Regions from separate parts of the Homo sapiens genome. Here region 1 is linked to region 2. The links are chromatin loops, found by intact Hi-C in ENCODE. Cell type or tissue: sigmoid colon. All regions are shown on one strand. Links, peaks and the distances in the headings refer to the core of each region. The heading gives the core; the rest is flanking DNA. Region 1 holds the start of C1orf21 (chromosome 1 open reading frame 21). Region 2 overlaps C1orf21 (chromosome 1 open reading frame 21).

The links. Peaks named below come from ENCODE experiments on the same cell type or tissue, not always from the same donor. Only the 100,000 strongest peaks of a DNase experiment are listed, where the experiment ranks them.
Region 1: it touches region 2 in a loop (2.3-fold over the local background); 1 of 110 quality-filtered maps calls a loop at or near these places.

Annotation. Positions count from the first base shown.
Region 1 is chr1:184,386,734-184,402,961 of GRCh38, forward strand. It overlaps C1orf21 (chromosome 1 open reading frame 21), which reads left to right and starts at 296. Exons shown (of 6, transcript NM_030806.4): 1 at 296-635. RefSeq lists silencers at 1-41, 72-331. In sigmoid colon, for the core only: no CTCF peak of the experiment used is centred there; no DNase peak of the experiment used is centred there.
Region 2 is chr1:184,525,623-184,541,850 of GRCh38, forward strand. The region is part of intron 3 of C1orf21 (chromosome 1 open reading frame 21); the gene reads left to right. Among named protein-coding and RNA genes, the nearest start is that of C1orf21, 150 kb to the left of the region's middle. In sigmoid colon, for the core only: no CTCF peak of the experiment used is centred there; no DNase peak of the experiment used is centred there; H3K27ac peaks cover 1,842 bases.

The DNA of each region.
Region 1 (16,228 bases), core at 5,413-10,412, 140 kb before region 2:
TGGCCGGCCGCTGCAGGGCGCGCGCGCACACACGTACACACACACACACACCTGCCCACACACACACACACACACACACACACACACTGCCGCCTCCTTCCCGCCCCGCAGCCCTAGCAGCCCCCAACCCGCTCCCCAGCGCGCTGCGCCCCGGCGGCCTCCGCAGGCCCCGCCCCGGGGAGGAGAGCCAGGCGCGCGCGGGAGCTAGGCTCGGGGAGGGGCCGGCGGTGGGGGAGTGTCTGCTGCCCCCGCCCCTCGAGTGAGTGACTGAGCGAGGAGCTCCCCTCCCTCGCTCGCTCCTCGCAAGCTCCCGCTCGCTCCCTGCCCACTCCCGGGGGGACGTTCCGTGCCGCGGCCGCCGCGGCCGCTGCTTCTTTCACACTTTAGTTGGGAGCTGCGCGCCGCGCTCAGTTACTGGAGAGCTGGCCGCGCGCCGCCGCCTCCCGCACGCTTGCACGCGGGCCCGGCTTCGGGGTTTTGGGTTCTTACTCCAAGCGGCGGGGAGGAGGGGGAGCCCCGGACACACTGTGGGGAGGAGGAGGAAGAAGAGGAGGAGGGAGGAAGAAAAAAGACGAGGAGGACAGGGGCGGGGGGCGGGAGGCTTGCCACCTTCAGCCCCCCCGCGAACGCCCAAGGTAAGTGTGAGCCATTGCCTGCTCTGGGGCGGGGGGAGCTGGCGGTGCAGCCCGCCCCGGCTCGGCTACCCGGGCATCCCCGGGTGGGCAGGGAGGGAGGCCTGCGGGGTGTCTGCCGCACGGAAGGGATGGGAGCCGCGGTCGTGGCGCTGCCTGCGCGGGGCCCGGGCCGGGGCTGCTGCTGGTGCGGGGCTGGCGGGGTTGCTGCCAGGGACGGAAGCTGGGGTGGGGGAGCCGCGAGGGGCGTCTGCCGGCCTGGGCGGAGGGGCTGGGATGTGGTCGGGGCTGCTGACGACTTTCGTCACATCGAGGCCTGGGTGGCTGGTGTTAGACACCCCTCCCTTCCCACCCGCACCCTGCCGCCCTCAGCCTTCCTGCTCTCCTCTAGCTTTGCATGTAGCCACCGTACTTTGCAAGCCAGAGCTTGAAAGGAAAAACACAATTTAGGATCCTTTGCTAAGTATCCAAGTCCCTTCTCTCGCTCCGACTGATTGATGTGTTTGTGTGGGTGGTTTGACCCCCGGGATTTCTGAAGTTTTGACCTTTTTGGGGTGGCTCGTTTCGTTGCATCTGTTTGCCCACCTCGGTGTATTTATTATTCGTGCCCATGCGAGGCAGCCAGAGGGTGCTTGGTTATTGTACACGAAACAGATTTCACTCTCCTCTGCAGGCAGTTCGCGAAGTGCCGCCGCCGCGGCTGCCTTTGGTCTGCTGGTTAATGTCCTTTCCCTATCATCCACCCTGCTCCCTCCCTCTACGGAGGGTTAGTTTTTGTTTTTGTTTTTGTTTTTTCCTTTCCACTTACTGTTTGTGTGAGAGAAGTCCTGGGCTTAAGGGCTCTCAGCACTCGTTCATTTCTCTTCTAAAGCTCTGAATGGCTCAGGCATGTCGGTAAAATTTGGGGTGGTCCTCTTTGCTCCAAGAGTTGCATGGCCAAAGATAAAAATATGCACACATAAACACGCATTAATTCTGAGAGACGGCAAGCAGTTTGAGAGAGAAATAATTTGTTTTCAATAGGAAGTCGGTGACCTATGGGATCTCTTCCATTGCCGGTGGGTTAGGAAAATTGTTTTAAAATAGATAGTGCTTGTGTTGTCCGTGGCTGGAAGACAGCCATAGTTCAGTTACTGAAGCAATTCTGAAAGTGATACACCCTGGGCACCCAGAACCTCAGTAAAGACACACGTAGTCTGACTCAGATGTTAGGAAGGGGACTGACACACCATAGATTCCATGGAGTATTTTTTTCTTTCTTTTCTTTTTTTTTTTTGTAGGAGACTGTCCAGACCGTTTGGGGAAATGACAAGTTCATTACACAGACAGATGTAATGAACACCTCCCTATTCAAGGGGATGGGTTCAGCTTCTGCCTAATAGGAATAACCTTTTGATTTGATAGAATTGGAATGTACCAGGATAGAAACAAACATAGGTGGAGTGGGCCTGAGCTACTTCAGCACTGTTGTGGGGAGAAGGTGATGTTTCTGAAGGGTCTTTTAAGTTCAAGATGCTGAATTTGGAGTTTTCCCCCCTTTTTCATATTGTCTAGAGCTGGATTGTAGGATCAATAGAACATGTTCCATGTTGGCTGTTTGGAAATGTAATTGTCAGACATGGAAATTAATTTGGATTGGATCACCTATTTTTGTTTTGCTACTTACAAAGTAGGAAGTACCAGTGATAGGACAACGGAGTGTATTTATAGGCGTTAAACCAATGCTGGGACTGGTACTTCACAGATCACAAATGCAGCGTTGAAAGAGGATGTCACTCAATGTTTACTGCTGTGCAAACCTGCTTCAGAGAACAGTCCTGGAGGCTTCTAAAAAGGGCAACAAAGACCAGTGCGCTCAGCTCTTGGGTGGGTGGGTGCCTGAGGAGGGGCGGGGTGCTTCTGTTGTCTAGCTTTGTCACAACTGGGCATGTTTCCAAAGAAAAATGGCCTTGGGTGGTAGAGAGGTCTCACATCCTCCAGTGTTAAAAGTTCATCCTAGAAGGACCTTAAAGTTCCAGCTTTCCTTCTCAGGGTTGACTTAATTTAACTCCGAGTTTAGAAAACTGATAATTTTGTTTTCTTGGCTAGACATTTATCCCTCCTCCGCCCCATCTCACTTTATCATTCAACATGGGTTTCTGGGAATTAATAGGCCACTGTCTGAAGGGGTTTGATTCTTGAAGAATCACAGGGCATCATTCAAGAGCTTTGGTACTATTTGCTATGACTTATTCAAAAATCCTACTAAGGAGGAAGGTGGTTTGCTCTATTATAATTTCCAAGTGAATCATGCCTCAGTACTGTGTTGCCTTTGTGACCAGGCAAGCTTTGAGTTTTACATTCTGAGTGGCTTGCTCCAGGCTCTAAGCAGCCCCCTTCTATAAGACGTTTTTTTGTTTTTGTTTTTTGTTTGTTTGTTTTTGTCTAAAGGAGACACCAAAGGCTGGGAGAGGGAATGTCATGTCACCTTCCAATAGGGCAGGAGAAGGCAGGTGACATATTTACAGAAGAGTCCTAAGGTGATAAATATGACTGTCTTCATTTGAATTTATCAATACAACTTACAGCCATATAATGAGGCATCTTGTGTAGCTCACATGTTTAAGTACAGAGGTCTTGGGGTTCTGTATCCTTTGAAGTTTCCTTCCAGCTCTACTTTGAGGGTGGCCCTAACTAAAGGGTAATCGTACAGTAATTCCGGAGGGAGATTGTAGGATACTGCCAGTTAACAGAGAAATTGGTGAAACCTCACTGTCTTATGATACTTTGTTTTCCTCCAGCTTCTTAGAACCAAATATAAAGAGAGGAGAGAGCATTGCTTTGTTTGTATTTTCTCTCCTGATGTTTAGCTGGTATCTTAGAGTGTGGTCACTGCTCATTTCAGGTGATTTAAACTGTTTCATTCTGCACCTCCTCATGGGTGGAATGGAATCCAGACGCATCAAAGAGTTAGGAAAGGGTATGTACACATGGGTAAGCTTCAGACTCCAGCAAGTGCTCTGAGCAGCACAGTGCTGATTATCAATCAGGAGTGAGGGTATGGCAGGTCTGATCTTACAATGCAAGTTTACATGAAAATAATTTGTATGTGAAAGTTGATTTGCCTCCAGTTTTTTAGGAACATATTGACTACGTAAATCTACTTATACATCTAGTCAATCAGAATTCACTCAGAGATATTGGGTCGATCAGTCTTCATGAAAATATACATCTCCTAAAAATACTATTTTGGAAATGGATATAGTGAAGCCTCCCTCCCAAGGTGAGGGAAGGGTTACATGATATATAATACAGGTTGGAGGACCCTACACAATGTACGTGGTGGGTACTCAGATGACCTTTTTTTTTCCAGCTTTACTGTGTAAAGATACTTTTATGAATAGGCTTTTAGCAAACAAATACATCTTTGGCCACTTTATGGTCCTTCTTTGAGCCTCAATTTTAAAAGTCCCGTAGCATGCAGTAAATAAAAATTATGCTTAATTGGGTTCTTCATAAAACACAAAAAGCAGATTGCAATAGACCAGTATAAAGTACTGCTTAGAAAACTGAAAAAACAGGGATAGGGCTTGTGTACAAGAAAGATTGCGACAGTGAAACTATATTTTAAATAATGGTGACAGTTTTGACTTCCAGAGATCATAATTCAAGAGCTTATCTGAAGTGGCATGTAAATTACATACATACATATTTTTTAAAGTAGGCAATTATTTAGCTTGACTGTCTCGGTTCTGAAGTTTAATTTTACAAGTTATAGTTGCAACAAGAAACAACATGACATGCTGTGGTTATGCAATTATGACAAGAGTGGTTGGAGGTAAACTGGGCTAGGATAAACATAGAAATGAGCACACAACAGTGTCTCCAGTCACCAGGTATTAAGAAGTTTCTTTGCTTTTTTGTTAACTATATTACTAGAAAATGTATTTCCCAGGTTGTAGGCTAATCACCTAAACTAATGATTGCTTTCTCTTACATTTGTGAAAGGAGATGCAGCTTCCCCAGTCTAAAATGGAAGCTGAGAAGACTAATTGGCCAAGCTACTGGAAGGCTAGGCCCTTTTGCTCATCTCAGCAACCCCCATAGCAGCTAGCACACTACTTTGCACTTGGAAGTCACTCAATGAGTGATTGAATGGAATGGAATTTACCTAATTAGTTAAGATCTGCAATGTGTCAAAATTTCCTTGGAGAAATACATTAGATGTGGACTTAAGTTTTAATAAATGTGTATGGTAGTTTATTAAGAGCCCCATATTATGCCTCAGGTAGGATTTTTAAATGTTGAGACACATTTGACAGGAAACATACCAAGCATGATGTCCTCTCAAATTATTGAAATTTCTTTCTTTCTTTTTTTTTTTTCGAGACAGAGTCTTGCTCCGTCACCCAAGCTGGAGTGCAGTGGTGCAATCTCACTGCAATCTCCACCTCCTGGGTCCAAGCAATTCTCATGCCTCAGCCTCCTGAGTAGCTGGGATTACAGGCAGGTGCCACCATGGCTGGCTAATTTTTGTATTTTTAGTAGAGACAGGGTTTTGCCATGTTGGCCAGGATGGTCTCGATCTCTTGACCTCAAGTGATCTGCCCACCATGGCCTCCCAAAGTGCTGGGATTACAGGCGTGAGCCACCGTGCCCGGCCCCCAAATTACAAGAATTTCTAGTTAGGAGCATCTTGATTTGGAATAGATATAATTTCTGTATTTGACAGGCGTTCCTTCCCTTATGATTGTAGCTGTGGTCTTCATCTTATTTGCCTCAGGGATTTGGTGAATAACAGTGCCTAATATTTATAGTGTGCCTTATGGTTTTCAAAGTCCTTTCATGTAACCTGTCTCATTTGACGTTTGGCTGCAGCCGTAGCAGTCAGGATTTTCCATGCTGGGATCTTTCCCAGAATGTGCCTGGATCAAGGAGTGCTGGAGAGGTCCAGGGAAAGCTCAGGAAGCCCTCCACCTCTTGATTTATTAGATTCACTGCTGCTCCCTCTAAGATAACCTGAATAAAGCAGGAGCTAAACAGTGTGTACACATGGACGTTTAGAGTGGAATAATAGACACTGGAGGCTCCAAAAGATGGGAGGATGGGAGGGCGGCGAGGGTTGAGAAATTACGTATTGGGCACAATGTACACTATTTGGGTGATGGGTACACTAAAAGCCCAGACTTCACCACTACACAATATATCCATGTCACAGAACTGCACTCCTATCATCTAAATCTAAATTTAAAAAAAATAATAACTGAAGTAAAGGAAAGTTGAGACCTGTTAGTGCACTGAGCCCACTCAGGCTCCCAGCATCCAGTGGCTTTCCCCCTATACCTGTTCTGTCTCTTGGGCTGGCTTTGGCCTCTTAGTCCACCTTTGACAAGTATCCCTTTCATCTATCACTTCCTTTCTGAAGATTTTTCATGTTTTTCTGGCCCATAGATTTTTATCCATAGACATTCCTCCTTTTTTTTTTTTTTTTTTTTTTTTCTTGAGACAGGGTTTCATTCTGTCACCCAGGCTAGAGTGCAGTGGCACAATTTTGGCTCACTGCAACCTCTGCCTCCCTGGCTCAAGTCATCCTCCCACATCAGACTCTTGAGTAGCTGGAGCCACAGGTGCACACCATACACCTGGAGAGTTTTTGTGTTTTTTTCTAGAGATGAGGTCTTGCCATGTCGCCCAGGCTGGTCTGGAACTCCTGAGCTCAAGCGATCCCCCTGCCTCAGCCTCCCCAAGACCACCGCAGCATCAGCCACTGTGTCAGGCTCCCTTCTGCTTCCTATCCCACACCTTACTTTTGCCTGCAAGACTTTATTGTCTGAATGTGTCTGAATGAGCTTTTCCAGTACAGTATTTTAACCGTATCTCCAGATCCACTGTCTATCTGGCTCCTCCCACCTATCTGCCTGACAGTAGACTTCTTGCTTCCAGCCCAGTGACTCCCTTCTTCCCTCAGGGCCCCTGTCCTACTTTGCCCCACACCTCCTCCCTTCTTCCTCCCACCCACTTCTCTCCATCAAGCTTTTAGATCTTCCAGCACATACCTGCCTCTGCCTGTTTCTCAGGCTCCCGCCATCTCAACACATGTGTTTATAGTATTCATGAGTTGACATCCACATACTTTATACCTTGTAGAAAAGTGGAATTAGAGCACCCCCAAGTTTAGGGATCTTTTTGCCTTTGTTTTCATTTTTGATTCTAGTATGTTATATTGTTGACTTTGTAAGGCTCTTAAGCCATTTATTAGTAGGTGAGTACTTTGCTTCTTCACTTCTCTTAGCTATTACATTCTCCATTGGATAAGCTAAAGGAAATATCTTGATGATTATTGTTATTTTAAAAGATTTGGACAACAAATCTGGAAAAGCATTCCAGAGATTTTCATAATAGCACCAAAGGAAGACTTTATTACACACCAAATTCGGCTTGCTAATCACAAAAGTAGAATGGTTTATTTAATTTCATCTTCATTACCTTTTTTTTTCTCCTTTGGTTAAGTAAATGTTGGTTAAATAAGTATTCCTGCAACTTGAACTAATTTTTTCCAATTTGTTGTAATTTTACTGCTCTCCATGAAAATTTTATAAATTCATGGGACACATTTATGCCAAGTGAAGATTCTTTAGCTAACACCTAATGTTGTTGGTTTCCTCTATAAGTTTGTAGCCTATATCAGCCCTATCAGTAGGGTCAGTGGGGAAAAAAGTAAACTGAGCACTACTACTGGAAAAATATATCCCATTGACTCACTACATATGAATTTGGATTGGTCTTTTTAGAAAACTACTTCAAAAGTAGATCCAACATTTGTTATGCAATATCCTGAGTGCTTTAGGGCTTTTGGAAAAAGGTACTTTAAAGCAGAACAGGGAGATGATGGTTTTTAAGTAATAATTCCTTTTCTTGGATGGATCTGTATTTTATTTGAGTGTCATGGATACTGCAGCAGTTTCAGTTCATTGTTAAACCACATGTTAGAATATATTTTACTTTGCCTGGTGACTTATGGTTTTTCCCACCTGAACTGGGTGAGGAAAGGCGATTGAGAAGTTGATTGTTTTCACTGAAGTGTGGGAACCTTTTTCATACCCATCATCATAGATACAAGTGCTAAGGGATGTACTCTCAACAAACCATGACATGCATGCATATCATAGCCATTCCTAAAAGCTTCTTCCTGAATTCCACAGTTGACAAGGAGGTCTAGTAGAGCCCCTGTATTAGCACTATGTCCTTTTACATGAGACAATTGAAAGGCCAGGTGTAAAGTAAGGAGATGCTGCGGGCTGCCAGGCTGTGATTTGCAGGAAACTTCTCAAAGACACAGATAGTCAGGGTGACTTCAGTGGTTCTATCTCAAAGTTCTGCCAAAAGCAGTTTTTCTAAGATAATTTTGTTAACAGTTCTTGCAATTAATAGGTTATAAGGAATAAGCAACATATATCTCATTATATGTTTCAGGTGGATAATATTTTGATGAAGGAAGTGAGAATCCAGGAACATCTCTTGAGTTGCTTAGTAGTTGCTGAAAATTCAGATATTCTGGTTTGTGCCAGGAATCCATGACAGTCTAGATGCGACTCCCAAAACAAATTTTATGCCTCCCTTCCATGGCCTCCCCAACACCCACCCCTGCCTCACCCTGGGATATCCTTCTTCCCCTCTACTGTGTCTCTTGAGATCCAAGATATTTCTCAAATCTCACTTCAAATCCCACCTCCTCCAAGGAGCCCTTTTTCTGCTATAAGAGTGGTTTCTCCCTTACCTTCCATGAACTGCTGTAATACTTATTTTAGGCTTAATTTATTTTATTATTAGTTTTGATTTTTATTATATATATTTTTGTCCCCAGCCAAATGTAAACCCTTCTATTGTGCCCACTGGGCCTTAAAAGTAGATTGGTCTAAATAAGTAGTTATTGATTGATTGACAGCTTGTCATTGATCCTGAGGCTCACAGTTTCTGTCTATGAAGACCTTGCTCCCGTTTGAAGCCTTCTTTAATATAATGAGGAAGTATAGTCTGGAATGAGAAAAGATAATATAAATTTTTAAATTCCTTTGTTGGCCAGGGTTAAGGGACCTAATCTTTGTTATTCACTCAGATAATTTATTGAACAAACATTGACTTTTGTTAATGAAGTTTTGTGTCATTTCTGGTGCCTGGGACTGGAGAGATGCTGGAGATAGATAAAAAGGCCTGGCCCTGCCTTTGTGGAGTTCTCAGACAAGCAGGAGAATTGACATGCGAACACATGATATGTGGTGAATAGACAAAGGTGCTTTGGGAGTTGAGATAAGAAAGCACCAAGCTCTGTTTAGTGGGAAGCAGACTGTGCATCCCAGTTTCCCTGGGGCAGTCCTGGCTTATTCCCACTGTCCAACGTAGTTAATAATAGTGTTCCCTTTACTCTCAAAAGGATCTCAGTTTGGACAATAAATGATGACTCCCCAACATCGAGGAGTCATAAAAGGTATCACAGAGAGGGATATATTTGGACTGACACTTGAAAGCTACCAGGAGTCCTCCAGGACACTGCTTACATTGCCAAAAATACTGGGGACTAACACTGGTTTGCTAACTTTGAATTTTTTTTATTTTACTGTACACTCATAGACCAATTCTCTTACTGGCATTTGGGGATAAAGGGGTTTGGGGGCAGATGGAAGATGAAGTAGGCCACTTCAAACAGAAGAAATGTAATGACGTGGAGCCATGTGGTTATGGATTGATGTCGCTGGACTTTCCACATATGATAGAGAGCAATGGGAGATGAGGCTGATGAACTATGCAAATCCTTTTAGGTCATGCTAAGAGTTTGGACTTTTTGCCCACAATATAAGCAGTGAGGGTCACTGAAAGATTATAAAGAGAGAAAAGCCTATTTTGTATGATGTTTGGTTCTCTATTGAGTATGGGTAAGAGACTGGAGGGGACAGAGATGAGTCAGAACAAGTGAACTGTAGTACTAACTAGGAGGGAGATACTGAGAACTGAAAATGGAGAAAGGGGACAGACAGAAGAAGGATTTAGGAAGCAGAACTGATAGGACTCAGTGAAAAATTGGGCAGGAGAGTGATAAAGGGGATAGAGTAAAGGATAATTGTAAAATTTCTGGTTGGATTATACTCTGAGCTGTGGAAGCTAATAGCCATTAGAGGGAAAGATAATTAACTCAGTTTGCAAGAGGTTGAGTTTCTGGTGTGTATGCTCTCTTAGAAGGAGATATCTAACACATAACTGAAATTCTGGTCTATAATTCAGAAGAGAGGGTTGGGATAGAATTATGAGTTTGCTGTCAGCTCAGTCATCATTTTCTCGGAATCATTCACTACATTTCCATGATGAGGTCAAATCCCTCTATTCTACCCTCTTACCACACCACGTACCTCCTCTCCTTGTCTGTATGCACTTTCCAATATTGTAATTGCTCATTCATTTTTGAGTTTATTTGATTAATGCTAATAACATCCCCCCACCGCCTGCAACTGTAGGGTTCATGAAGGCAAGACTGTATTTGTTTTTGATCCTTTTGTATCCAAAGAACACCTGCCGCACACTAGGGGCCCAGCACATATTTGTTGAATGGATGAATAAATCAGTGATTGAAAGAGTTTTTATAAATGTGATAGTTGAAGCTGTTGTGGTTCAGCATCAGTTTGCACAGGGAAAGTATGTAGAAGAAAACTAAACAGTGAGTTCTAGGGAACCCCCGTGTTTCAGAGGTGTGATAGAAAAGGATGGTGAAGGAGACTCAAACCAGGCAAGTGTGGTGTCTGTCAAAGAAAAGGGAGGATCAGGCAGTGGCATGTGGTCAGAATTGTTGTATGAAGAAGTAAAACAAATCTAAAGACATTTTCATAATGTCTGTTATTAAATAGATGTGGGAACGTTTATTTGATGGGAATATATCAACATGTTTTCTCACCGTTAAAAAACTGTATGGCTGGCTAGGCACAGTGGCTCACGCCTGTAATCCCAGCACTTTAGGAGGCCAAGGAGGGCAGGTCACAAGGTCAGGAGATCAAGACCATCCTGGCTAACACGGTGAAACCCCGTCTCTACTAAAAACACAAAAAATTAGCCAGGTGTGGTGGCGGGCGCCTGTAGTCCCAGCTACTTGGGAGGCTGAGGCAGGAGAATGTCGTGAACCCAGGAGGCAGAGCTTGCAGTGAGCCAAGATCGCGCTACTGCACTCCAGCCTGGGTGACAGAGTGAGACTTGGTCTGAAAAAGAAAAAAAAACAACTGTATGGCTACTTAGCATTGTAATATTATGTATTAGCTTATGCTGCATGCAAAGTTTAATGTTTTATCACTTTGTTAGTTTTGTATGTTTGGAATCTGAGTTTAGCCTTGTATAACTTATGCGAGCACCCAATGTAGTAAAAATTTGGAGCCATGGTTTGGGATGATGTTGAAAGTGCCAGTGTTTAATCATTGTGAATTTATAAGTGTGTGCGTTAATTTGTAAGGGGATTAAAAATACATGGGTATTTACATCCTACCAGATGAATAGCCATCAATTGTAAGAACACTTTAAGTTACAGCAAATGATTGCTATTTGATTCCAGAAGTGGAGGCTGAGAAGCAGTGTCATTAAAGGTTTGTAGTATAAATAGGGAAGCTTATTGCAGAGTATGTTTGTTACTCATTCTCGGACTCCACTGAGAGGGTCAAGGAGAGGTAGGTGAGGCATCATAATGTAGCGGGAAGAATGTGGGCTATGGATTCAGCGGATTCTATCCTAGTTTCGCCACCTCCTAACTCCAGATTAGTGATCTTGAATGACAACGGCAATAATTGACAATAGTAATAATGAAAGCTAACATGTACTGAGTGATGACTCTGTGCCTAGGTACTGTGCTGAGTACACGACATGCACTGTTCCTTTAATGCTTGCAGCAACTCTATGAGGAACCCACTACTGTTACCTCTTCTTCACAGACAGAGAATGACTAAGCCTCAGTGTGTTTAGGATCTTGATTAGGTCTTGTAGCTAATAGTGGTGGTGCTAAGACTGGAATCCGAGCGCTCCTACTTTAAAGTCAGACTTTTAATTGTCAACTCCCAGCCAGTTCTGTTTTCTCTGCCCCCTTCCTCGTACACTCCTTTCTTCTCATTTACTGGTTCTTTATGAAGCAAATCAGACATTGTATTATCTGCTCTGTACATAATAGATTGTCATTTAACCACACAGGTATATTCTAAGAAATGTGTCTTTAGATGATTTCATCATTGTGCATACATCATAGAGTGTACTTACACAAACCTAGATGGTATAGCTTGCTGCACACCTAGGCTATAGGATATAGCCTATTGCTCCTAGGCTATAGACCTGTACAATACATCTCTGTACTGAATACTATGGGCAGTTGTAACAAAATGGTATTTGTGTATCCAAACATCTAAATATAGAAAAGGTAAAATATGGTATAAAATATAAAAAATGATATACCTGTGTAGGACAGCTCCATTATATAATCTTATGAAACCACAGTTTCATATCCATTGACCATTGCTGACCAAAACATGGTTATGTGGCACATGGCTGTATGTATTTCTAAAAGATACAGAGTCGTTTTCCTTTTAAAATAATCATAATATTATTATCATGTCTAATTTCTAACAGTAATTTCCTAATATCAAATATTTAGTCAGAAAGCAAATTTCCTTGATTGTCATCATTTTTAAAAATTATTACTTTTTTGCGTTTTTGGGATCCAAACAATTTCCACACCTGAGAGATGCATTTGTCTTATTTACAGGCTTTCTTTCCCTATTTTTATCTCTTTTCCTTCTCTGGAAGTTTATTTGTTGAGGAAACAGGGATTTGTCTATAGGATTCCCTGTATCCTGACTGCATCTTCTTTGTTGCTGTTTTTTATTATATTTCTCTGTTTCCTCATGTATTTCCTGTAAACTAGTAGTTTGAGCTAGACTGGAAGCTTATTAGAAATTTTTGGCAAGAGCACATCACAGGAAGTGTTATGTACTTCTATTTTTTTTTTTTTTTTTTTTTTTTGAGACAAGGTCTGACTCTATTGGCCAGGCTGGAGTGTAATGCTGTGATCTCGGCTCACTGCAGCCTCTGCCTCCTGGGCTCAAGCCATCCTCCCACCTCAGCCTGTCGAGTAGCTGGGACTATAGGTGTATGCCACCACACCCAGCTAATATTTTGTAGAGAGGGGTTTTTGCCATGTTGCCCAGGCTGGTCTCGAATTCATGAGCTCAAGCAATCTGCCCACCTTTGGCTCCCAAAGTGCTCGGATTATAGGCATGAGCCACCACTCCTGGCCATGTTAGGTACTTCCTATTACATCACATCAGGAGGCACACATGCCTTCTCGTTTCTTCTTTTGTGAAGTTAAGTCTAACAGTGGATTTAGGTGTTGTTAGTCTGATCACAGGCCCTGTAAAAAACATTGATGCTATTGTGATTATTATTTAGTAAGGGTTATAAAATGGTGATATTCTGTCATCCCTTCTGCATTTCCTAGCTGGAATTTTTCTCTCAAGAAACCTTGACAACATCAACTATTTGTTACCCTGAGATATAGTTTATGTAGGAAAATTGATGCTTGGTTTTCTTTCTTCTATTTAAACCAATATCAGAAATAATGAGCTGATTTTCTAGTAGCCTCTAGAGGAAACCAACAAGATTTTTTTTTTTTAGTATCATTATGAACTTGTGGATTTTAACACAATTTATGTGTTTTAATCCCTTGCAGTTTATTTTGAAGCTCAAATTATTTTTGTGTCCAGTGTGAGACTCTTTAAATTGGCTTCTGAATCTTTTTGATGAGACGACAGTAGTTTTTGATAACATTTTTACTTTCTTGTTTAATAAGATATTTCAGATTTGTTTTGTACTTTTTCTACCCCAGATCTTTTTAGTGGTAAACAGTATTTCGAGACCACAGTACAGTTGTTAGGGGTTCTCATTGCCTTTGAGCTGGTCATTGTTTTTAGGCCTTTTCAGTGGACAGAGTTCAGAAAAATATGTATGTGTACATATGTGTCCACTCAGATATATATGTGTGTGTGTTTGTATGTATGTGTAGGTATGATATATATGTATATATGCATGTTTACATATTGTTTCCCTATTTCTTCCCTCTTAGCAAAAAGGTTGCCTACTGTAGTTCTGCACCTTGCATTTTGTACTTAACAGTATATTTCCGAGATCACTCTGTACCATGGGTAGAAATTTCTCATTGCATTTTACAACTGCAGAAATTCTACCGTACAGATATACCATAATTATTCATTTGGCTGTATGGTTGTTTCTAATCTTTTGCTCTTACATTTTAGTGGGGAATTTTTTGTTGTTGTTGTTGTTGTTGTTGTTGATGGGGGTTTATTTGTAAGTCAAACAAAGCCAGAATTGAAACTTCATTTAATTAACTAGATGGACAGTGGAATGAACAGTGGTGCAATAAACAGCTTTGTGAATATTTACATTCATATTCTTGCTGATTTATCTTTAAAATAGATTCCTAGAAGTGGGATCACTGGGTCAAAGGATAAATACATTTGCAGTTTTGCTAGACATTACCAAATTCCCTTCTGTGGGTGTTATGTGCTACATTATTTTGCATTCCCACTAACAAAATATGAGACTGCCTCTTACCCTAGAGCCTCACCAATAGAAAAACATTGTACAGCCTTTAGGTCTTAGCCATCTAACTGGTGAGAAATGATAGTCTAGTGTAATTTTAATTTTTATCTCTCTGATTCTGAGCTAGTTTCAGCTCTTTTTCATGTGTCTAGGGGTTTGCATTTCTTTTTCTATGAACAGTTTCTTCATATTTTTTTGCCCATTTTTATAGAATTGTGGGTCTTTTTCCATTTTATTTTATTTTACTTATTTTTATTTTTTGAGATGGAGTTTCACTGTCGTTGCCCAGGCTGGAGTGCAGTGGCACCATCTCGGCTCACTGCAACCTCCACCTCCTGGGTTCAAGTGATTTTCCTGTCTCAGCCTCCCCAGTAGCTGGGATTACAGGCATGCACCACCATGCCCTGCTAATTTTTGTATTTTTCGTAAAGACGGGGTTTCGCCACGCAGCCAGCCTGGTCTGGAACTCCTGACTTGGCAGATCAGGTGATCCGCCTGCCTCAGTCTCCCAAAGTACTGGGATTACAGGTGTGAGCCACGGCGCCCAGCCCCCTTTATTTTATATTAGGGATAACATCCCTAATATTTGGCAAATATTTTTCCCAGTTTATTATTTGTCATTTTTCTTTGATTATGATGTTAAGCAAATTATTTTCTTTGGTGCAGTCAGTATTATCAGTGTTTCTTGATTGTCTCTTAGTTTTAAGTCATTGTTGGAAAAAATTTCCTTACATCCAGGTTATAGAGCAAGACATATGTAAATACAATACATGTGTAAATATTTAGTAGATACATTTACAGCAAAAAAAAAAAACCCAGGTGAAATTAATTTTAATAATATTTTTATTTAACCTAAAGTATCAAAAATATTATCAATTTCAATAAGTAATCAGTATTTAAAAATATTAGTGAGATATTTTTCATTCTTTTTTCATGCTAAGTTTTTAAGAACTAATGCGTGTTTTATATATTTAACATATTTCAATTTGGTCACTAAATTTTCATCATAAATGCTTGATCTGTATTTAGGTTTCATAAAATTTACAGTTGAAAAAAGTAAATTCACATAACCAGGTTGTTCTAGTTGTACTTAAAAAGTTTTCCAATACCTAATTGAATATCCATTTTAAAATTTCAGTTAATTAAAATTAAATAAAACTGAAAATTTAGTTCCTCGGTCACACTATCTATGTTTCAAGGTCTCAGTAGCCACATATGGTTAATGGCTACCATTTTGGACAGTGCAGTTGTAGAGACAGTCATCTGTATTTTCTTTTAGTACTTGTGTGATTTTATCATGAACATTTACATGTATGAATTTATTTTGTTGTATGGTATGGAGAATGGATCTAATTTTTGCAACATGGCTATCTGGCATCACAAACCGCTTATTAAAAGTCCATCTTTGGCTAGGCAGAAGGAGCACTTGAGGCCAGGAATTTGAGACCAGCCAGGGCAATATAATGAGACCTCATCTCTTCAGAAAAATTTTATAAACTTAGCTGGGCATAGTGTTGCATGCCTGAAGTCCCAGCTACTCGGGAGGCTGAGGTGGGAGGATGGCTTGAACCCAGGAATTCAAGGTTACAGTGATTGTGCCACTGCACTCCAGCCTGGGTGACAGAGCAAGACCCTGTCTCAAAAAAAAAAAAAAAAGTCCATCTTTTTCCCACTGATTTGAGATGTGCCCCCCTTATATAATTCATTTCTATACATAGTTGGCTGTATTTCTGCATTTTCTGTTTTCCTCTATTGGTCTGTCCCTTCATGTTCCAATACCCTACTGTTTTAATCACAGAGGTTGTACAGTATGTCTTCATATTAAAACCATGGCAAGACGCCATTTCGCGTCTACCAGATTGACAAGCACCTGTCAATATTAAGTGTTTGGAAAAGGCACAGGGCAAAGGAAAGAAACATGCATACCATGCTGGTGAGAGTATAAGTTGTTAGAATAATTTTGAACAGACTATACCTTGTAAAGT
Region 2 (16,228 bases), core at 6,526-11,525:
GATTATCTCTGGGTGGTAGGGTTATGGGAGATTATTTTTAAAATTCTTTTCTACATTTAAAAAGGTTTGCCCCTTAGTGAAAGGTATTACTTTACAACTCAGGAAAATAAAATTATACAAAAAGCATTTAAAACACAAGGATTTACAGCTGGGCAGAACAGCAGGCTTTCTGCCAGATCAAAAGCCTGTTGCTTTTCTTCTTATAATGGACATTCTGTGAGAGGAAGGAGAATGTCCAGTCACCTAATTTCCATCTCTGTGGAGCATCAGTGGAAACTTCATTCTGCTGTAGATGGTAAATTAATGATTGTAGCAATATATAATTTCAGGACTTTATAAGGTAAATACATTCACCATGTGGACAAATTACTTTGGCTTTTTAGTTCTTTAAAAGATACAGTGGAAGTACTGTTGTGAAGCTATTCCCATTATTTAGGAAAGTGGCAGTCATTTTAAAATTGTATTGTTAGAGTTAATGACAGAAAATGTTGAGTTAACCATATTGTCCAAGGAATGGAGTGTGCTGATCATTCTTGCCTTATTGTTGAAGGTTTTCTGAAATATATTTGCTTTCTCCTTGTTAGTAAATACAGGATTTTAAACATTAGTGAATTTTTCTTCATGATTCAATATCTTGCTTTGCCTTAAGGTCACTGTTAAAAACACCAAAAAACTGAACAATAGAATCAGAAGCTGAGGATGTTTGACTAATTCTTTGCTAGCCTTCTGACATCCCCTAGAAAATATTTTTACAATAATTTCTTTTATACTAAACCTACAGGTATTTTTGAAGCATCCTCCCATCCCCAGCATTTTATTCTTTTACTTGGGATCATTAGTGCTGAATTCTCTCTTAGCTTGGGTAGAACTTGGCAGGTAATACAAATATAAAGCAGGTTGTCATCTTTCTAAAGCTGGTCAGGGACTAAGTCATGTTTTGGCTATTGTTTTAAAAAATGAGAATTGTTTGACAACTTTATGGCCAACTAACTCCAAGTATATCTAATAATTTTGCAAAAACCTACTCTGTTTTCTGGATTAAAAATAAAAGCATCAGCTTTGGAACATAACACTTACCGGTAGCCTATTCATTGAGAAATAGCCCAAAATCTGAATAGAATGTTTATAGAGGTAAGGAAGGGAGAACCGAGGGAAAGAAAAGGTCTCAACCCCCTTCATTCATTCATTCATTCATTCACTCCCTCAACAAGTATTTATTAATCACCAGCTACCTGCCAGCTACTGTCCTTGGTTCTGGGTATTATAAGTAAAACCCGCAGTCCCGTCCTTAAGGGGCTCACTGTCTAAGAAGGAGGAGGCAAGCCAGTAAGCAGGCAGTTTCCATGAAGTATGCTAATGGGCCTAACAGGGAAATGCATCATATTATACACACATAACCCAAACTTAGAACATCAGGGAAGCCTTCTTAATGGAGGGGCCCCCTTTATGCTCTCATTTAGCTAAACTACCTTCAGCATCAAAGCTCTGTGAAAAACAGTATCGAGAAATACCATGTCCTGATGCTTAATCCTTTGTACTTAGCAAATGATGCTCCAGTGTTGACTGGTGAGTCTTGGGAATATCCTCTATGCCAGAAGTGTTTGTGCATTCACCAAGTAATTGTTGGGTCCTTATCAAGTGTGGCAGCTATGCTTAGAACAAGGAATACAGCAGTATACAAAATAGCATAAAACATGGTCTTTGCTTTTGTGAAATTCATAGTCTGGAAGAAACAGGCTGGTAAAGGAGCATAAAAATAATATATTACACACTGACTTATAAGCACAAATTAGTGTCTAAATGACAGCAGATGAGGGAACAATTGATTATGTCTCAGAAGGTATGGGAAAGTGGAGCCTTAAGGGCTGAATAGGTATTTAAAGAAGATCAGGTGAGGAACAGCGGGAGCAGAGGCCAGGGACTTAAAAGATGAGGGTGTCCACCCAGAACTGTCCCAGATTTGGAGTGATGGGACCGGGAGTAAGGTTCGGGTTGTGAAAGACTTTGTATACTCTCCTAACAAAATGGGACACGCTGTCCTACTGTGGTGAAGAACCTGGCTGTGAACTCAGAGAAACCCAGATTTAGATATAGGCCCTGTCACTTACTAGCATGTTACCTAACCTCTCTGAGCCCAACTTTTCTGAGTCCTCAGGAAAGTGTAGTTTATAGTAACTACCTAACAGGATTGTTGTAAGGGCTATCTGAGATAAGGTCAGGAAAGCACTAACACAATGCTTGTCACATAGCAAACACTTAATAAATGTTAGCAGTTAATTTTATTTACAGTTTTATCCCATGGACATTGGAAAGCCATAGAAAGTTATTATCTTGCTGTTGTCACCCCATATTCCAGAACCTCTTTGTGCATCCTGTTAAAATATTGTTTTGATGATTAAACAAGTTAATATTTGTAAAGTGCCTAGAACGGTGCCAGGTATATAGTAAGTGCTGTGTAAGTGTTTATTCCATATTTTAAGTTAATGAAATCTGCTAAGCAATAGAAATAAAATTTTTCCACTTTACAGATGAGTAAGCAGAATTCAGATAAGTTAAACTTCTTTTCTAAAGTAATATAACTAGTAAAGTATGGAACCAGTATTCAATCTCTGTCTCATTTCATATTATAGCAGCTGCACCTTAAAATATGATTTTAAAAGACATACCTAGTCCTATCATCACAACACATTTTTCATTTTTGTGAGATGCTTTCCATCTTTGCCCAGGTGCAAGTAATAGTTTTTCCAGAATTGTAGGCATAGCCTGCATAAATTTTGCATTCCACTTTTTTCTTAGCATTATATCATTTTCCTTCTTTTCTTTTCTTTTCTTTTTCTTGAAACAGAGTCTCACTGTTGTCAGCCCAGGCTGGAGTGCAATGGTGCAATCTCAGCTCACTGCAACCTCTGCCTCCCAGGTTCCAGCAATTCTCCTGTCTCAGCCTCCCGAGGTGCTGAGATTACAGGCGCCTGCTACCACGCCCGGCTAATTTTTGTATTTTTAGTAGAGACAAGGTTTCAGCATGTTGGCCAGGCTGGTCTCGAACTCCTGACCTCAGGTGATCCACCCGCCTCAGCCTCCCAAATTGAGCATTATATCATTTTCTATTTTCCTTTATAGTCATTGTGTTAAATTTTAATGGATGTGTAAAAGCACATCAAATTGATTTTCCTTAGCTTTTATCTTGCTGTTGGGTATTAGTCTATTTCCTGTTTTTTGTTATTATATATTACATAATACTTCTGTAAGCATATTCCCAAATACAGCCATTCTCTTCTGTTGATTTATTTCCTTAGATAAGTTTCCAGGAATGGGATCATTGGATTGATGAATATGAATCGTTTTATTGTTTTGGACATATATTGCCTGGTGCCTTCCACCAGCAGTATATGGAGATTGCCAATTTCAACACTGAGATAAGAGGCAGAATTGATACCCTTACTAGCAATGAGAATTTTATTTTTTTTAATTCTTGCCGATTTACTTAAGAGTAAAAATGATACCTCAAGGCCATTTTATTTTTTGCATATTTTGATTATTCTTTAAAATAGATTGCTGGCTAATTTATTTCCTACTCTCTTTTCTGCTTTCTTTCTCCTCTAGTTTTTATTATTCAATTAGTAACATTTCTTGAGTGTTTACTTTGCACCAGATCCTGTGCTTCATGTTTTGAATACAAATGTGAAGTGAAAGATACAGGATTTTATGTCTGGTAGGGGAGATATTTGAGCAAATAGACTTCAGCTTTATGTGATAAGGACTTTGATAGGTGTCCACATATAATAAGAACATAGAGACATGGAGGAGAAGAACAATCAAACTTCTTGGCTGTCAAGATATTTTGAAACATATATAGATTCTATCTGTACATATGTATTTATGAGTATACTTAACAGGAAGTTGCATACAGATATGTGTTTGCACATGCACCCATGTGTATCAGACAAAAATCTGGAGATGTATCATATTGGATCATTATTATCATGGGATGACAAAAGGACCCATGCCCAAAGATAGGAGCAACGACAGATAAGAAGATGGACAAAGAGCAGTCCAATAAAGGAGAATGAAAGAAAAAGGCAGTCAGGTGGGAGGAAAATCAGAAGACAGCAGTGGAAGGAAGGAATTTAAAGAAGTGAGGAGCGGACCAGATTGGGCTACTTAGAAGTCATTGGGTCTGATATCTTTTTACCTTTGAATGCCATTTGGAATGTGAATATCTTGTCCCTATGTGGGTATTAACTTAGTAGAGAAGAAGCCTGGGCTTTAGGGTCAAATAGACCCTGGTTCAGATCATGGCTTTGCAACTTATTAGCTGCATGACCTTGGCCAAGAATCTTAACACCTTTGCACTCTTTACCATATCTTACTTTTACACGCTTCACCTTTAAAATATCTTACAAGGGTGCTAGAATTAAATGAACTGATGTCTCTAAAATGCTTAATGCAATGCCTGGTACATAATAGGTCCTTTGCAAATAGTAGATGCTTTAGTTATTAGTAATCTAAATATAGTAGTTATTATTTTAAAACATATCCCATACATGCTCTATTCTTCTAGTCGTAACTAGTCTTAGAGAGGTAGAAGAATGAAGTAGTTAAGAGCCGGACTAAATCTCAGTTATTTAGCTCTGGGCCTTGGACAAGTTATCTCTCTGGGCCTCAGTTTCCTCATCTGTTAGATGGAGACAATAATGGCACCCACCACATAGATTTATTTTTAGCATTAAGAATGGTGCCTGCTGCATAATAAGTGCTGCATCAGTGATAGCTTTGATGATGACAATGATGATGATGACAGTGATGATGAAGGCAATGATGATGATGATGATGACAGCTACATCTTTGGACCAAATAACTTTACTCTATTTTAATAATATAAGTAATTCTGTGCCTTTTGAGTTCTTTTTATGCTTTCCCTTGGTCATACTTCATTAATTTCTCCCGAGAGTCTTAAAAGTCTCTTTTTTCTTTTTTCTTTTTTTTTTTTTTTTTTGAGCTGGGGTTCACTTCTATTTCTCTTTTGTCTATTTTGTTTCAATATTTTCATCAGCTATTAGATTCATCAAGCCCAACACTTATGACTTTTTTTTCCTTATAGCTATTTTTATTCAGCAACTATCCTACCTTGAATTTATGATCTTGCTTACTTATTTCCAAGTGGAAAACTGACTTCATGATCACCCATACCCTACTGAACGTCAGTATCCTCCCTTTAAGAGATTGCCCCTTTTCTTCTGGTATTTGGGGCAACAGTCTTGATATTTGTAGAAATGGCATTGTGGTAATATTGATGCAGGCAGAAACATTTTGGGATACCTACGGCCATTTAAATATTATGTAGGTTTTACCCTCTTCCCAAGTCCCCAGTCCCTATACTCCCACTCTCCTGTTTTCTCATTAGAATTGGTTTTTACAGCGGGAAAAACTAAAGCTATACAAATTTCCACCTGTTTCAAAGTGATCTGGTTTTAGACTTAAAAAAGCTTTTTTCTTTGCCTAAAACAGATAGGGCTTCATGTGTTTTTCTGCTTACAAATATAAGAGAACACAGAGCATTTCCCATCTTTACACCACAGATATTTTGTATCTGGCTTTGGTGTTAACTTCTGGAAAATCGACTGTCTTTCATTTGTTCCTTTCTTCTTAGAGACTCCCATTGCTTGCAGGTTACATCTCTACACTCTATTTTCTATGTCTGCCATCTTCTCTCTCCTTCTTTCAACCCTCCATATGTATTTCTTGTATCTATTTCTGATTCACTAGCCCAGTTTCCTGCAGTGTTGATTTTAATGTTTACTATATGCAGTGATGATCTTATTTTGTCTCTCATAGAATGAGTGTATCCTGGTCTGTTCCTGTGTCTTAATGGGAATATTTCTCTCTCCTTAAGAATGAATAACAGCTGTTTCCTGAATAACTTTTTCATGTGATGTCCAAGGTTTATTTAAGGCGGGCTATAATTGCTTATAAAATCTTAGTTTTCCATTTTTCTTTTGGGCTACATAACTTTCTCATTAGGGCCAGATTTTTTTTTCCATTTTCTTATACTTCCTCTCCAATTTTTGGAGTGTTTATCATATGGAAGCCGACTTTAAATTTCATTTCCTTCAGTTTTGGAGGGTCAAGAGCAGGTCAGTCAGAGATGATCTCTTTTTTCCCCACAGCTCACCTTTTCAGGAATTAACAGTGCACTTCCTACAGCTGAGATTGTATATCAGACAATTTTAATGAGACATTTTTATCTTGGCCCGACCACATGGTTACTCCCAATGTTTATCTCTTAAACAGGTTAGAGGAGAATTCTTAGAATTTTGTGCCTCTAATGTAGCTTAAAAATAAAAATTTTTTCAATTCTTATTATTTGTGTTGGTATACATTTGATTAATTGATTGAACTTTTCAGACAATTTCATGTAGGTTTTTTTTTTTAATTTAGGGAGAGGAAGCTCTCCCTTTCTATTCTGATTTTCCCTAGAAAGCCAGAATTTAGCATTGGATAATAATAAAATCTAGATCTGGCATGGCATGGTGGCAGAGTTTGGAGTGAGAGGGAAATGGCTGCAGATTCTGATCACACTCAGCTCACTTGTGTGACCTTGAGCAATTAAACAAATATTTCTGACCCTCAGTTCTTTCAACTGTAAAACAATAAAAATAATACCCGTCTTACAAGATTGTTGTAAAGATGAGATATGGAAAGCACCTAGCAAGTTTCCTGTCACTTGGAAGGTTTCTAGTAAGTGACTGCTGCTATTATTAGTAGTGTTATTAAGTTCAAAGTGGTGAGAAAGCACTGTCAGTTCTATGATTATATGGGTATGAGTCAAAGATTGGGAGAGGCCAGGCATTATGGCTCATGTCTGTAATACCAGCACTTTGGGAGACTGAGGCTGGAGGATCACTTGAGGCCAGGAGTTTGTGATCAGCCTGGGCAACATAAAAAGACGCTGTCTCTACTAAAAATTAAAAAAAATTAGCCAAGCCTGATGGCATACAGTTATAGTCCCAGCTACTCAGGAGGCTGAAGCAGGAGGATCTCTTGAGCCTGGGAGTTCAAGTTTACAGTGAGCTATGACTGTGCCACTGCACTTCAGCCTAAGCAACAAATCAAGAACTTGTTTCTTAAAAAAAAGATTTGGAGAACTCTGACTCCAACTTCACAGTTACAGTTTTTATTGTAGAAAAATTTTGAAACCACTGGACCAAGTCAGAAAAATGAGGCTCTGCCAGAATCTGTCTGTGTGATCTTGGCCAGGTCACTTCATTTTGAGGTTTGGCGTCTTCATCCATATATTGAAGAGGTGGTGCAACAGTGATGACTTCTTCCTGTCACCTTTTTGTAGGTCTGCAAGCTTCTTACCACCATCATGAGTATTAAAGTCATCTTTTGTTTTTGTTTTTTAATATATAGCTAATCATGTCATTCCCCAGTATAAAGCCCTTCCTACAGTGGCTTCCTGCTGCTCCCGGGTAATAACCTGAGCAGGGATGACCTCTCACTCCTCTCTGGGGTCCTCTCTCTCCCTTCCCTCTGGCTCAAGCTCTGGCCAAGCTCCTTCCCCACTAGAGCCTGCACTCCTGCAGCTTCCTCTCTTGACTGCTCCCTGACCCCTCCCACCACATCCTCTTCCCCACACAGGTTTCATTAGAGCATGGAACCCTATACTTCCCCTTTGTAACTCATATCATAATCGTAATTAAAGTCCTGTTTGCTCTAGGCCCCTACTTCTAGGTGGTTAATAGCTGTTTCCCCAGTACCTAGCCTACTGCCCTAGCAGGTCATAAGTGCTGGATAAATATTTGCAGGATGAATGAATGAATGACTGTGATCTTGAACATAATGTTAAAGAAGGCATGGTCTTTTATTTTTAATACTTCCGGTAGATCCAAGACTTAGGCAGGTTGGATGCTAAGAAATAAGGCTTCATAACAACTTCAAAAATAAATGTTCCGACATGATTTTTTTTCAGCTATTGGTTCTTTGACAAAGAATAAAGTAAAATTAAATTATATTGCAATCCTCATTTCAAGTAAGAAGTGACTAGTTCTGTATACCTTTCCCAATTACAAATATCCCCAACTCTGGGAACTTGCTCCACACAATCCCCCATAAAATGTCCTTCAGGAAAGGGTGAATGGATGCCAGCCAGTTCCACAGGAGGCCCTGGCCGGGGCTGGGGAGTGGGCAGTGAATGGGGTATGTGACGGAGCATTTTCTTCAACATTTGGTGTGTACGTCTCTACCTTGGGCTGCCTTTGTTTCTTTGCCATATCCAGACTTGTACTTGGTCCATGATACTCAGACCTATGGGGACAGAAGTTGGTTGGCAGAGTAAAGTCATGTGAATGGTTCTGATTCGACCCAAGAGTGGGGTGGGATCTGTCTGAGAGAGCATTCACCAGGGCAGTCCTGAATTTCTGAGTTGTCTTTGAATCCCTAACACCTGGCCCACAGTAACCACTCTGAATAGTTTCTTTCTTTCCCGTCTCTGATAATAATGCCTTTCATTTATGTGTCATTGCATAGTTTATAGAGTGCTTTTACAGTCACTAGCTCATTGGAGCCTCACACACTGTGAGGTCGGTACTGTGGGTATTTTCATCTCTGTTTAAATTTCTAAATTCTGTTTAAGCGAATTTAGAAAGGGAAAAAGAAAAGCTCAGAGGGGTGTTTCTTGCCAGCTATTGCCGAGATTTACTTTGGAATGAGGTGGAATTTAGATTTTCATTTTGTACATGTAAATTGCCCAGAGTTAGAGGCAGAAGGTGGTAGAGCTAAAACTCAAATCTGGGTCTTCTCATTCCAGGTGTAAAGACATCAATTGCCTCTCACAGGGCTTTTCTGCACCATAGATGATTTGCTTCTTTCTATCTCAGCATAATAGATTTAACAAAGACACTATTACAAATTGTGATTTCTTTTACACATTTGGTTGTGTTTTTTTTTATTTTAGTGATTTAAGCTGTGTACTTTCTGATTCTTTTTTCTTTTATTCTCTTAGTCATTCAGCAAGCATATATTGAACATCTGTGTGCCAAGAACCGTCCCAGATGTTAGAAAGAAAATTAAGACACGATCCCTCCCTTTGAGGTGCTCACGACATAGAATGGGGCACGGGTACATGAATAAATAAAATGCAGTTGAACAGGTAACTCTGTAGAGGTAGGAAAGTCTAGGAAATGGTCACTTTTACGTGGGAGTAGGAGAGAGGGCAGGCAGAGGTCGTAAATATGGAAGAGATTGGGGCGGGTGACAGCCCAGGCAGAGAGTTCAGAAGGGTGGGGTGAGAAAGTCCCTGAACTGGAGTATAGTCCAAGGTAGTGGCAGCAAAGAGGAGCAGTGAGGGGCTGGATCTGGAGAGGCATGGTGGGGGGACTTGAGGTCTTTGGGTGCTAAAGGTAAGGTATTCTCGAGGCAACAAGGAGCTCTTGAAATTATTTAAAACAGGTGTGTGACATCAGATTTGAAACATTAACTGGCATTGAAGATTTTGAGAGCTACAAGTACAGTGAGACAGGGAACTACGATCTGTTGTAGGGAAGTGAGCCCCCTTCACACCAGCTGTCATTTCTGCTAGTAGTAAGAATGATTCGGGACAGCTGTGTAGGAGCTTGGAAAGAGGGGTGCGTAAAATTGAACCAAATGGCTTTGCATTCTGATGGTTTTAGTTGTCCTGTGATGTTGTGACTTAGTATCAGCTCTCTCAACAGGAAGTCGCTAAGTAGAGCCTAAAAGAAGTGCTTCCAAAGTATGTTCCAAAGGAGAGAAAGAATTTCTTGTTTTCCACAAACTGTACCCAAAGCTTAAACCAATAAGGTCAGATGTTTTTGTGCTCTCTGAAACAATTCCAAGCTATTTTGCAATCCTTTAGAGCATCAGCTACATGAAGTACGTCAAACAGCATCATTCCTGGTGAATGTCATTTTTAAATGGCAAATGAGAATACCAAGGACATAGTGAATTGAGAACACTTTTTCTTCATTTCTATGAAAAAGTTAACTAAAAGCAAATGCAGCATCATAGATGGACTTTATCTTAGTAGGGTAAGGCTGTGGTTTCTTGGATGTGTGCTTATTAAAGCTGGGTACTTTCACCACTCAGAGCCAAGTTCCCATCACGTTTGAAGGCTTACTGTTCCTACTCAGAAGGAAGTATAAATACAGTACAACTCACTGATTGTCTTCCTGTGGACTTTAGGAAATGTACTTCTAGACTATCTCATAGTGGAGCTGTTTCCTCCATTAAAACCTTCAAAATTTTCCATTTGCTTTATACTCTGGCAATCTACACTGAATTAAATAATTTCTATTAATAGGACATGTTTATCATCCTAAGAAACCTGAAATGATGTGGTTCTTATCATTACATTCTATTGTTACCCCTGCTGAGTATGACATTAAATCATTCAAGAAGGAATTGCAGAAAGAAGATTTTAATCTCATGGCCATTAACAGGAAGAAAGAGTAATTTTCCATCATTGTAATATACAGTTTACAGAGGGGATGGCTGTATGACCCTGGGCATGCCTTTTAATCTCTTTGGCCTCAGTTTCTTCATTTTAAAGTGAGATTTGACCCATCTGACCTGGGTCAAACTTCATTACAAACATTTATTTCTTCCACGTACAATGTTGGCGTACACACTCTAAGAGCTGGGTGGGAACTTCATAGTTTCAGGGACCCAGGTTCTTGCTATCTTGTTGCTCCACTGTGCTCACCCTGTGGTTGAGTCTGCTGCTCCAGTGCCCACACTCATGTCCACACACCAGCCAGTGAGAGAAGGGAAAGGACCAAGGGGAAGACACACCCCCTCCTTTAGAGGCATGATCTAAAAGTGACACGTGGCCTTCACTCATACCCCTTTGACCAGAATGTAGTCACATGGTCACACCTCACTGGGAGAGAGGTGAGAAATGGCTGTCACGTCATGTCCAGTAGTTGTCATGTACAACTGCGATGTGTGTGTTAGGGAGGGGTAGATATCCGAGGACAACTAGTAGGTGCCTGCCATAGCATGTGAGGTCCTTTTCAGTTTTAAAAATAAATAATGTGTGCAAGTTCCATGTCTAATTGCCTATTAACCTATGAAAAAAATTCAGACACTATCCCTCTTGTGCAGATGCCTGTGTTTGAAGGTGGCAGAGGAGGTAGATGGAAGAAAGCCCAGCAGGGGTGACCTTGTAAATTTCGACAGCATAGTCTGATGGAGTGTATTCTTTTGTGGAAAAAAAAAAAAAGATTACTTTCCCTAAAAATGGAAAAACAGATAAGAAATTCAAAAAGAAACAAATTAACTGGGACCTTAATTTCTTTTTGCAACTTTCTCATCCAAGTTTCGTTTTGCATCCAAAAATCAAGTTGGCTTCTGTTGAATACAAAGTACTAATTCCCTCCCTTGCATAGCCCAGGTTATATACGGGCTATGCAAGGGGGAATTGAAAAGGCACATTTGTTATGTCTGATGTTTGAATTAGATACAGCTGCATGTTTGGGTTTTTTTAATTGTGGTAAAATTCACATAACAATATTAACCATCTTAATAGTTGTGTACAGTTCAGTGACATTGAATGCATTCATAATTCTGTGTATCTATCACCATCATCCATCTCCAGAACTCTTCATCTAGCAAAACTGAAATTCTGTACCCATTACACAGTAACTTCCCATTCCTCCTTCCCCACTGTCCCTGGCAACCACCATTCTATTTTCTGTCTCTATAGTTTTAACTACTCTAAGTGCCTCATATAAGTGGAATCATATAATGTTTGTCATTTTGAGAATGGCTTGTTTCACTTAGCATAATGTTCTGAAGGTCCATCCGTGTCGTATCCTGTATCAAAATTTCCTCTTTAGCTTCTCCTTTTTAAGGATGAATAATATTCCGTTGTATGTATATACACATTTTACTTACATGTTCATCTGTCAGTAGAAGCTAGAGTTGTCTCCATGTTTTAGCTATTGTGAATAATGCTGCTTTGAACATGGGTGTACAAGTATCTCTTCAAGACCCTAATTTCAATTCTTTTTATTTTTTCTTTTTTTTGAGACAGAGTCTCACTCTCCTTGCCCAGGCTGGAGTGCAATGGTGTGATCTTGGCTCACCGCAACCTCCGCCTCCCGGGTTCAAGCTACTCTCCTGCCTCAGCCTCCCGAGTAGCTAGGATTACAGGCATGCGCTACCATGCCGGCTAATTTTGTATTATTAGTAGAGACGGGGTTTCTTCATGTTGGTCAGGCTGGTCTCGAACTCCTGACCTCAGGTGATCCGCCCACCTCGGCCTCCCAAAATGCTGGGATTGCAGGAGTGAGCTACCGCACCTAGACCCTAATTTCAATTCTCTTGGGCACATACCCAGAAGTGGAATTGCTGGACCATATGGAAGTTTGATTTTTAATGTTTTGAGGAGCTGCCAGAACTGTTTTCCACAGTCGCTGTAACTTTTCGCATTCCCACCAACAGTGTACAAGAATTCTAGTTACTCTGCATCCTCACCAACACGATATTTTCTGGGTTTTCATGAGAGTAGTCATCCTACTGAGTGTGAGGTGGTAATTCATTGTAGTTTCAAATTATATCTCCCTGATGATTTAGTGAGGTTGAACATCTTTTCATGTGCTTATTAGCCATTTGTATATCTTCTTTGGAGAAATGTCTATTCAAGTCCTTTTCCAATCTTTCAATTTAGTTGTTTGCTTCTTTTCTTGTTAAGTTTTAGGAATTCTATATATATTTTGATATTAATCCCTTAATAGATATGCGATTTCAAATATTCTTTCTCATTCCGTAGGTTGCCTTTTTATTCTATCACTCATATCTTTTGATGAACAAAACTTTTCATTTTCATGAAATCCAATTTTTTTTCTTTTGTTGCCTGTGACTTTGGTGTCATTGCCAATAAATCACTGTCAAATGCAATGTCATGAAGCTTTTGCCTTATGCTTTCTAATAACAGCTTTATAGTTTTAGTCCTATGTTTCGATCTTTGATCCATTTTGAGGTCATTTTGTACATAGTATTAAGTAAGAGTAATGTCATTCTTTTGCATATTGGTGTCCAGTTTTTCCAGCACCATTTGTTGGAAAGACTCTCTTTTCTCCATTGAATGGTCTTGGCAACCTTGTCAAAAATCATTTGACCATATATACAAAAGTGTATTTCTGAGTTCTCCATTCTATTTCATTTTATATGTCTACCTTTATGTCAGTACCACACTGTTTTGATTATTGTAATTTTGTAATTAAGTCATTTATTCTAACAGACTTTTTTATTGTGTGTGGAATCCTTAGCGTTTTCCAAACATAAGATTATATTACTTGCAAAAAGAAATGTTTACTTTTTTCTTTACAGTTTGAATACCTTTGATTTCTTTTTCTTGCCTAATTGCTCTGGCTAGAACTTCCAGTTCCATGTTGAATTGAAGTGATGAAAATGGGCATCCTTCCCTTGTTCTTGATATTAGAGGGGAAGATTTTAATCTTTCACCATTGAGTATGATGTTCACTGGGGTTTTTCACATGTGGCTTTTATTGTGTTGAGGTGATTTCCTTCTACTACTAGTTTGTTGAGTGTTTATCATGAAAGGGTGTTGAGTTTTGTCAAATGCTCTTTCACCATCAATTAAGATGGTTATGTTTTTTTCCCTTTATTCTGTAAATGTGGTATATTACATTGATTGATTTTTATATGTTGAACCATCTTGGCATTCTAGGAATAAATCCCACTTGGTCATGGTGTATAATCTTTTTACTATGCTGAATTCAGTTTGCTTGTATTTTGTTGAGGATTTTTGCATCAATGTTCATAAGAAATATTGATCTATAATTTTCTTTTCTGTAGTGTCTTTGTCTGGCTTCCGTATCAGGATAATGCTGATCTTGTATAAATAAGTTAGTAAATGTTTCCTCTTCTTCAGTTATTTAGAAAAGTTTGAGAAGGATTGGTATTTGTTCTTTAAATGTTTGGTAGAACTCACCAGTGAAGCAATCAGGCCCAGGACTTTTCACAGCTGCATGTTTTAACCTTTAAATTAAAGTGAAAAAATCCTGCAAAGTTTCTTTATATGGTATGGTAGTCACTTGACATGGTCACTAGTATTCCAAATCTCCTCCCTCTGGGTCCATGGGCACTTCTTTGCCCATTGTGACCACGTGACTTGTTTTTCCAGATGAAATGTGAGTGGAGGGGATATGTGTCACCTTTAAGGGGAAGTCTTAAGACCCAATGCAGAATTCTACAATCTCCATTCTGCCTACCATGGTGACCTGCAAAGTTCCAGATTTCTGATCTCTTTCAATCTGCATTCCTGAATAAGGACATGACACGGAGCAGTGACCCTGCTGACCTGTGATGAACATGTACCCACGAGTGAGAAATAAACCCTTGTTGTTTTAAGCCATTCTGTTTTGGGGATGTTTGTTACTACAACATAACCAAACTAAAATACCTCACCTATGGATAATGAGTGGTAACATGTCAGGTACTACTTAGTTTTTGAAAGTGAAGTCATTAAATAAAGATCCATTATTGTTAATAATTGTTAATAAATGCCAGAGAAATCCAGTGCATAATGCATGTATCTTTTACCCAAATACTAAAAACTAGTGCTCAAATTATTAGTTCAATTTAGTTGTTATTGTTCTTTCATGGTAGTTAGTAGTAATATTTTAAGTAAATGTATATTCACAAATTGCATCTTAACATAATTTTTAAGTTATAAGATGTACCAAGATTTTAAAAGAGATTGACAGACTTATGATACATCTTTGATTCTGGCAGCATTGGTGGCTATAGGAGTTTTTTTTGTTTGTTTGTTTTGTTTTTTTTTTTGAGACTGGGTCTCGCTCCTTCCTCCAGGCTGGAGTGCAGTGGCACGATCTCAACTGCAACCTCCACCTCCTGGGTTCAAGCAATTCTCCCACCTCAGCTTTCCGAGTACCTGGGACTACAGGTGCATGACACCATGCCCGGCTAAGGTTTTGTATTTTTAGTAGGGACAGGGTTTCGCCATGTTGGTCAGGCTGGTCTTGAACTCCTGACCTCAGGTGATCTGCCCACCTTGGTCTCCCAAAGTGCTGGGATTACAGGCGTGAGCCACCGTGCCCAGCCAGGAATTTCTAATCTAGTTTTAGAAAAAGTTTATGAAGCTAAAAAGTTATTTTTGTAGTTCTGATGCCATGCAATTTGGTGACTTTTTGATCTGTACCTGTAAATGGTATTGCCACAAATAGCGTAAATGCCATCATACCAGTTTTTTCTCCAAATGTTTATTATTTTTTAACCATTTAAAAGAATTATTTCATTTATTTGAAAGCCAGTTCCAAAAACAAATGATAATAGCTAACAATTGTTGTATGCTTCCTGTTTGCCATGTGGATCTAAGTGGTCCATATGAATTATCTTAAAAATCTTCATAACAATCATCATTTACCTGAGGAAACTGAGATATAGAGAAACCAATAAATGTACTAAACCCCACATAGTTGGGGGTGGGTATGAAGGAATTGGGATTTAAAGACATGTTGTCTGTGACATCTGGCCTCTTGGAGAAGGGTGGGATCCCAGAACCACTTATGTCTGTTGTTGATTTTGTCCAAGTGTGAAGGTAGCAGTACAGATGAAATATAAATTATACTTTTTTCACACACAGCCAGTGTGTTATTTTCCCCCTCAGGACCCCTAGGTTTTATTTTTTGCTTGTTTATTTAAGCAAATATCTTTAAAATAATGACTTTGAGCACCATCCTCAATGATCATACTTTCTTGTCATCATTAGAAGAACCAGCCTTGACCTCGCCATCTACCACATGCCTCCACCCCAGCACACAGAATTATGACCTCACCTCTTCTTTAGGTCTCCAGCTAAGGCTGTTTATAAGTGGCCTGTCTGGATGTCTTCAGGTGACAGATATGGATATATATCTTGTGCTCAGACCCTGGCAGAAATGACAGGGAGAAAATATGTGATTCTTAAATATTTACGAAGAGATCTCATCATGGTCCTCTGAGGATGTTAAGAACCCAAAGAATCTTAATTGTTTACAGTGCTCTCCCATTAAAACTTTAAAAGCAGTGGCCTGGGTTTCTTCTTTCAGAGTGGACCTGGCACTCCAGAGGGAAAGCTCATTTGCTTGATTGGCTTTTTGGGAAAGGTGTGCCAACGAATGTGTTTTCATTTAATAATCTGGAAACCAGGGGGATCACGGACTGGCGTGCAGAGTTGCTCAGC